3 separate regions of the Mus musculus genome follow, and regions 2 and 3 are each linked to region 1. Evidence: chromatin contacts called from ENCODE Hi-C or POLR2A ChIA-PET data. All regions are on one chromosome and are shown on one strand. Each heading gives the region's core, a stretch centred on a gene start or an enhancer-like site at or near the end of the contact. The rest is flanking DNA. Distances are from core to core; before and after follow the strand shown. Region 1 holds the start of Tceal8 (transcription elongation factor A (SII)-like 8). Region 2 holds the start of Bex3 (brain expressed X-linked 3). Region 3 holds the start of Tceal9 (transcription elongation factor A like 9).

Region 1 (2,604 bases), core at 28-2,527:
CTATGTGATTTATTTTCCTTCTGATACTGTGTGATCTCAGTGAATATTAAACATTCTAAGTGCGTTTATTTTCCTGAAAATTTTGTAACAACATTTTTTCATTCTTTTTTTTTTTTAAGCTGAACATTATTCCTTGCTATGGTGAAGAAAGCAGCAGTGAACATGTGGTGTACATAGCTCTATGGTAGGGTATGGAGTTCTCTGAGATGGCTCTTGTTTTAATGGAGCACTTTGAATCCTACCAGGGTATCTAGAGTTCCACGAATGAATGAATGAATGAATGAATGGAAAACCCTACATGCTTAATAAGCCCCACAGTCAATAGTGACATACAAAGAGTTACCTCCTTTCTGCTTCATTGTGAGCGCTCTTTCCTTACAAACATTCTGTTCTTAATAACAAAAGTTTACCAACAAACATATTTCGTTGAGTCCCACGAAAGTTCACTGAGTGAAAAGCAGGCTTTTCTGTTTAACAAAGACACTGGCTCCCACAAAGGACAAGGAAAAGAAGTCTGTCTGAAGCCTTTATTTGCAAGTGGGAGCTGCCAGCAGTCATCAATTAAAAGTTCAGACGTCTAATAATAGCCTAAGCTCAGGCAAAGAGAGTCGTGGATTGCGGAGACAAAACTAACGAAACAAATCGGCTGTTTTCAGAGTCGGTTTGCAAACGATGCCATTTTAGTAAGATTTTTAAAAAACCCCAACACATCAATATGTTGTAAATACTGTGCTTTCACTTGCAGTCATTAGAATACTTTTTGAAACCTTAAAATTGATTTAATGAAGTTATTTTCTCCTCATCTAGTGTGAAATAGTGAATATGAAGTATCTCTTTTTAAATATCATTTTAAACCCTGATTCTTACAACAGAACACCACAGAAAACGACTCAAGAAGCTAAACATCCCTTCCTTAGGCTTTTATTCTTCCGCTACCCCCACAAGCGCACATCTACAACCTTCCCCCATTTTAAAGACAGAGAAGCTTCCCAGAGAAATGGTGGACTGTAGGATTTGGTGGGGGGAGGGGAAGGGAAGTATAGGGAGCAAGGGAGAGAAAGAGCTGACTTCCCAAATTAGGAGAATTGGTCGACGTACCCTAAAAGACTGCTCTTTTCCTGGTAATCTGAGTAAGGTGAATAGATACTACTTGGTGACGAGACGAGTTTTATTGTCTCCTATTGGCAAATAGGAAAAAAGATTGACAGTATCTAGTGAAGGGAATGTAGGGGGCGGGCTGCATGTTAATGGGAGGGGTAACCAAAGGCTGGAGCTCATTGATGACGCGATCCTCACGTGACCAGCAGTCGACGTGTGCAGAAGTCCTTATAGTCTAGGCCCAGTTCCCCAGTAGCAGCTCTGTCCTGCTAGAGAAGAGTGGCCCAGCTACTTCCAGGTACTTTAATAGTGGGCGCTGGCTTAAGAGATCATAGGGTGGAGGGAGCAGAGAACAGAAAGCACGCTCATCCCGCACTCTTTCTCTTATCCTAGGGTTCTGCTAAACTATTTTGTGCGAGAGGTTTGGGGCTGCTTGATGAGGGATGGGGCAGATTGGGAGGGAGGTAGCTAACCGAGTCCGGCAGAGAAAGAAAAGAGACGGGGAAAGGAGAACTGCGAGAGACGGAGAGAAGAAACAATAACACTGTGGGGAAAACTTGTCTGATTCTTTGCCCTCTTGCTGGGAAACAGGGTACAGATGAAGGCGGGGTTGCCACAAAGGGAGGGAGAAGAGGGGGATGTGGAAAAACTTTGTGCTATCCGTTAGCAAGACCTTTTGATTTAGGCACTAGTGTGCTCACCAAGAACTCCTGTCTTTCTTCAGCACTCTTGATCTTTTGAGCGCGACATAAATCGAGGTGCAAGAAGAGAGGAAAATCTCCAGGTACCTACAGGTCAGTGCAAGGGTGCAATTGCTTCAGGTCCCTTTGGGTGGGGGTAGGAGTGTGGAAGACACCAAAGCACATCCCAGGGGCGTCACGGCTGCCTCCCATCCGGATTAAGCACAGAAGGCCCCTGCAAATCCTGCTGCGGAAATGGGGTGAAGGAAGGAAAGGGAGAGGCTAAAGACATTTAAAAGAGAGAGGAGACCGCTGACCTGACTGTTGCTGGTGAGAAGCTGAGGATGGGATGACTTGGAAAAGCCCGAAAGGGCGGGAGTGTTAGAGCCATGTGGTGAGGGAAGGGTTAATTGCTTCCACGCCGCTCCCATTTCAGTGCTAGGAGAGGTTTGTTGCAGGGCCTGCTGGGAAAATGGTGGGCTGGAGCCGGGACAGGAGAAGATGGAGTTGGAGAGCAAGGGGGGGGTGGGGGGGGTGGAGGAAGGGGTGGAGTCAGGAGCTCAGAACCTGACTTGTCTAGTTAGAAAACTTTTTGGCAATTAAGTGACCTGAAACAAAAGTCAGTCGCTATGGGAACACAAAAGCTTGTCCATCTGCCTGACACCTAGTCGGTTTTGTTTCCTTGTTTTTATCCCCCTAGGATTAATTCATTAAGAAAATAATCAACATGCAAAAGTCTTGTGACGAGAACGAAGGAACACCCCAGAACACACCAAAAGCAGACGAAGGCCATCCTTCAGAAGATCCACCACAGCAGGCAGGAGAA
Region 2 (2,604 bases), core at 40-2,539, 98 kb before region 1:
ATGAACATTTCCATATCATCTCCATCTCCACCCAACCCGTCATTCATCTGCCTGTTGGGAATGGCCCATCGGAAGTTAGGGGCAAGTCGGCGAGCCTGGCCTCTTCGGTGGTGGTTGTGGTTATGGTTGTGGTTGTTGTTGTTGTTGTTTGCAGCAGGCTGGTGGCCCTCACCTCCTCCCACAGGGCGGTCTTCCTGTCCATTCTGCAGGGGCTGCTCCATCTCTTCGTTTTCCTGGTGGACATTGGCCATGATGAGATTTTGTTTCCTGGTTGCTATTCTTTGAACACAAGCAAGACAGGGCAAGGGGAGGAAAAAAAAAAAAAAACCCAAACTGAATGCTCGATGCAGTGACCAGCAAAAGTCAGAGATTAACAACAAGGATTTTCATTATTATTTTTTTCCCACCTTAGAGTCTCCAGGCAACCTCTAGGGAGCCTCCATTTCGAGCCCCTCCCCCCTCCCAGCTCTCTGTCCCCTCCCTCCCCCAAAGCCCACCATTTTTTATTTCCCAGGATCCTTTCCCTGAGCTTTCAGCCACCAAAATGGAGGACTGAGAAGAAGAGTAGTGTGGAGTGGGGGCTCTCACAGGGGTCCTAGACAGGGCTTTCCCCAACCTCCCCCAGCCACCCACCCCACCCCCACCGCCACTGAACCAACCTGGGCCTATCCCTTGCGGCGTAGTCCTCCTGTCAATTCCCGCTGCCGCCTGGACTCTCGGCTTCCAGTCAATCTGCAGACAGGGTGGGATGGGAAGGACTGGGCGCCGAGCTCAGCACCGCACCCGCCTTCCTCGGACCCACCGCCCATCCCCCTACACGGCCGCCCACGATCTCTAGCAGCCCCGTCCCCATCCCCGTCCCCATCCCCGTCCCCATCCCCGTCCCCATCCCCGTCCCCATCCCCATCCCCGTCCCCGTCCCCGTCCCCGTCCCCGCTCTCCGGGGCTCGCTCTAGCGCTCTCCGCTGCGGGCCCGCCCAGCCGCCCCTCTCCCGGGACCCCCGCGCCGTCCCCGCCCCTGAGCCCGGGCGTCCCTTCCCGGGCGCAGCCGGGGTTCCCCGCGCGGTGCACAAAGCCGCGGTGCGCGCCCGCCCGTCGCGAGGCTGTCGCCCGCAGGGCCGCGGCGTGCAGGCCCCTTACCTGTCCCGCTCGCCTCGGGCCCGCTGCCAGCCCGCCGCGCGCAGAGGAGCTCCGAGCTGCTGGCCAGACGCTCGTGACGACTGCACCCAAGGCTGCGTCGCTCTGCAGCCCCGGGTCACGTGAGGGCCCTGCGTCACTGCCAAGCCCGCTCCCCCTGTTCGGGAGGCCAGTGCGACAGGAGGCCCCGCCCCCGCCTCCCCGCCGCCAGTGCTCACCTCGGGCCCCACCCGTCACTCATCCGGATCCTCACCAATCTGAGGAACCACAAGTGGCATCACCATCAGGAGGTTGGACATCTCCCTTCCCTGTTACCAGGGAGGGTCTGCACCATCCTCTATGTCTCCCTCCCACTATAGCCAGGTCTTGGCTTTGGCCTTCTTTGAGATTCCTCTCCACCTTATCCAAATGTTTTCTCCAGAACTTCTCCCCATAACACACCAAGAGATAGAGAGTGGGGTAGACTGTACATATTTCTCTTTATTTCCTTAAAACATACACACACAGGTACACACACACATACACAACCCCACACACAAGCGCGCGGGTACACACACACACACACACATAGGCATGATCAGCATGATTTAGAAAATTCAAAATTATAAGGACCACTCCTTTTTTGGAACGCTGGGGATTGATCCTCTAGCTTAATAATTGCTGGACAAGCTGTCTTCTACCGAGGTGTATTTACAGACCGCTCCAGCCCCTGCCCCCCAACACACACACTTTTTAAACTAAAAAGAAAAAAGAGTACAGTGCCTGTCTATGTTGTTGGGGCTGCCCTTGAATTTCATTCCTTCTACATCAGCCTCCCTTGTAGCTAAGGTTAAAAGGCTTGCACTATCAAGGCTGGTGAGTTTTCAGTTTTGAAAAAAAAAATATGCTTCATTCTGCAAAATGAAAAGAAAAAAAAGTGCTATTTATACTATCACACAGAAAAATATCTTCTCTAGGTTTGGGGTGTCAGTTTTGAAATACCCTGTACTCGTCTGTTACAATTTTTTCTTTAAAAAGAAAGGACACTTGCTGAATACAACTAATGCTTTAAAACAATTCTGGAATCGTTCCTACAGAAAGAAGTCATACTTTTCTATGATTTTGGAGGTGTGGCAGGTTCTCAGTTGTAATCCCTGACTATATGGAGCTCACTCTATTTAACAGGATGCCCTCAAATTTGGGGTGATCTTCCCTGCCTCTGCCTCCTCCTTCTGCCTCCCAAGGCCTGGTGTTATCTGAGATGTCTCTGATTCCACAGTCCTCAGGAAAAAGAGCCATTTGAATTCTTGGCTTTCCTCTCCAAGCCTTTCAACCCACCCTATAAATAATAAGCTGAGAAATATAACATATCTAGAAGTTATCCCCAAACCTTCTACTCTGGTATAAATGCCTCAAGAAATATTAGAACTAAGCAAAGGATGGATGAACTTGGTGTGAAAACTCATACTGAAGGCAACTGTTTCTTCC
Region 3 (2,604 bases), core at 31-2,530, 73 kb before region 1:
TCTGCTTCTCTTCTTTGCTGCTTCCTGCAGAATACGGGAATGCAATGATTTCTAGGAAGCGAGGGGGGAGGGGAGGGGGAGGGGGAGGAGGAGGAGGAGGAGGAGGAGGAGGTGGTGGTAGATGGAAGACTTGGTAGATGGGCAGGTGCTGTGCACAAAGGTCTCCTCACCGTTTGCTTACGCCCTCCCCATCCCACCCCCCCTCCGTCCACTCTTGCCCCCTCCCGCTCTCCCTCTCCCCACTTCCCTCTTTCCCCTCCTCTCTTCCCCCCACCCTCGTTCGGTCTAACTGCCCTCACCAGATACCTTCCACCTGAGAAACCCAGTCCGCAATCAAGGTTTCCCTGTCCCCGCCCCTCTTACCTCCATTTTCCACCCCCTCCCCTCTCTAGTCCCTCCCTCCAGCATTTTCCAAGGCCTTCCTTCCCGCCTCCCGCCCCAGCCCTCCACAAATCTTTCTCCCTCCCAGGCCTAACACAGGCCCCTCCGAAAGGGGTGGGGGGAAGGGAGAGGGGACTGGGGCCTTCAGCCTCTGCAGGCCTTCACCGACCCATATCCTGGGGGAGTCTTTTATAAAGTTCCCCCTCACTTACCAGGTACAGATCTGGTCGATTTCTTTTTCCTACTTATTTTAGCCTGGTGCGGTACAAAGAACAAACCTGCAGGCAAACGGAGAAGGGAGGGGATGTTGGGGGTGGGGCAAGCAAGCCCTCGGTGCTCAGCAGAGCACTACCACGGACCCAGCTCGCCGAGCTCTCCGCATTTAAGGGCTTGCTTATGGAAGTTTCCCACCCTTTGTTTCCCAAAGGACTCCTCCTTCCCACCCCGCAAGTTAGCCTGTCTTTCTCACCAGACAGAGGGTAAAAAGGAGCTATTCTTCCCCAACTATCTGTAGATCCGAGACGAGGTTTGGGAAGCAAAGTGGGGGTCCAAAATCTCAGAGTATGATTATTTTGGAATCGTCACAGCCCCCCTTGTTTTCTCTTGGGACCCCCTAGTCGTTTCACAAGTGTCCTTTCCTGAAGAATTAAAGGTACGAGGTGGAGGGACAGACTTAACCAGGACTCAAGTCACTACCCTAGACCACTGTAAACTACAAAAATCCTTGGCAGTAACGGCTTAAAACACTAACCTGATGAATTGAAGCAAGCTGTCTCTTCTGGCCGCTGGCCTCTCGCACCACCGTCTGCAAGGCTAAAGGGAGCTGGTACCCAGATGGAAACAAGGACCAGACTAGCAGGATTTCTGCACACGTCGACTCCTGGTCACATGAGATCTACGTCACCAGTGAGGTCCGGTCCCCGATCTCCACTCCCACAAAAAGCGCGGCAGATGTGGCCCCGCCCTCCGCTCCCATCTACCACCCCCTCTCTAAACATTCATTTGGCCTTGTCAGTCTTTTCTGGAGGAAGAAAAAAAAAGAATGTGCGGATTGGTTTTATTGTTGTTGTTCTTTTTGCAGCTCTCTGATTACTAAAGAGGAGCGTCATATTTTTTGAAGCTACGGAACTTTTCGGCTTCTTTTAATAATAGGCTCTTCCTGTCTCACGCTCCTAACTGCCAGTACCACTCACCCCCCACCTAGCTTTCCTTAGCCCCTCCTCCTTCATCTGAAACGCACTCCTTTGTTGTGGAGCCAGGTAGGTAGGTCAGAAAGCAGTGGGAGAGGGGGAATCTTGAAATAGAAGTGGGATTTTTCTTTAAGGCAACTTAAACTTTATTCTTAATACGTCTGTAGTCTTTTCGAAAGTAATGTTGTTTTACAGTCAGAAGTGACAGCCAAATTACTTTAGATACATTTGTGAATTCATACATGTTCATTTCTTATACTAGTGCCTAGTGTTTTTTAGTAAATGCATTCAAAGTATATGCCTTTACATTTTTTATTATATTGTGGTGTTACTTGGGGGAATTATTTAAAAAGAAGAAAAATCATGTTTAACTCTAGAGGCCTGCTGGTGGTATTATTACCAAGAAGTGGTGTCGCCTGAAGAATCGCTGCTTCAACACTTGCCAGCATAGATTGTTCGAAAACAGTCGCCTCATCTTAAAGAAAGTAACACTTTATATACACCACGAATTGTTGGACTGTCTTAACAATATGTGTCTGCTCTAAATCGCTTAGCTCATAGAAAACTTTCAACATTTACTTATTCCCATTTTATTTCATATATATGCATATCTCACTCACGCTGGAGTGAGACTGGATATAGTATAATTATGTTCCCCTTTAACAGGAGGACTCTAGCTTCTTTATCTTGTACTTGACTTTAAATTAAACTTTAAACTTGACTAGTCAAGTTGCTAGTTTTATGATGATGATGGTTGCTTGGGTTAAGGACTTAAAAGCCTCTATAGGTGAAAGTATTGGCTGCTCACTTGGTTACATATACCTAGTAAGTGTCTAAAATGTCTAAAAAATATATTTTAAAACTTGGCATTGCTGCTTTCAAACTGTATCTTCTGTTTGGTCATCTTAACCTTTGAGTCAGATTTCTGCTCAATTTTACATGTAGACATAGCAGTCATTTAAGATGTGGCTTGTTCAGAACAATAATACAAGGTTGTTTTGACCTAAATTTGCACACTGTGTTCCCTCTCCAA

The links. A loop is a pair of places that touch in the nucleus more often than their neighbours do. ChIA-PET counts read pairs that join two places held with the same protein, here RNA polymerase II (POLR2A).
Region 2: POLR2A ChIA-PET joins it to region 1 with 18 read pairs in embryonic stem cell. The contact joins the promoter of Bex3 here to the promoter of Tceal8 in region 1. POLR2A ChIA-PET finds 5 or more read pairs at or near these places in 4 of 5 experiments (Patski and embryonic stem cell).
Region 3: a loop to region 1 is called in a map of heart, with 2.7 times the contacts of the local background. The contact joins the promoter of Tceal9 here to the promoter of Tceal8 in region 1. A Hi-C loop is called at or near these places in 1 of 37 maps with a recorded cell type or tissue (heart). POLR2A ChIA-PET finds 5 or more read pairs at or near these places in 4 of 5 experiments (Patski and embryonic stem cell).

What each region holds. Positions count from the first base shown.
Region 1 is chrX:136,170,924-136,173,527 of GRCm38, reverse strand. Tceal8 (transcription elongation factor A (SII)-like 8) reads left to right here and starts at 1,277. Exons shown (of 3, transcript NM_025703.3): 1 at 1,277-1,396; 2 at 1,823-1,892; 3 at 2,479-2,604. The coding sequence starts at 2,506.
Region 2 is chrX:136,268,938-136,271,541 of GRCm38, reverse strand. It overlaps Bex3 (brain expressed X-linked 3), which reads right to left and starts at 1,289. Exons shown (of 3, transcript NM_009750.2): 1 at 1,141-1,289; 2 at 660-732; 3 at 1-279. The coding sequence starts at 251.
Region 3 is chrX:136,243,756-136,246,359 of GRCm38, reverse strand. It overlaps Tceal9 (transcription elongation factor A like 9), which reads right to left and starts at 1,280. Exons shown (of 3, transcript NM_011712.2): 1 at 1,133-1,280; 2 at 594-659; 3 at 1-24. Gm39535 (a long non-coding RNA gene) reads left to right here and starts at 1,323. Exons shown (of 2, transcript XR_878245.2): 1 at 1,323-1,640.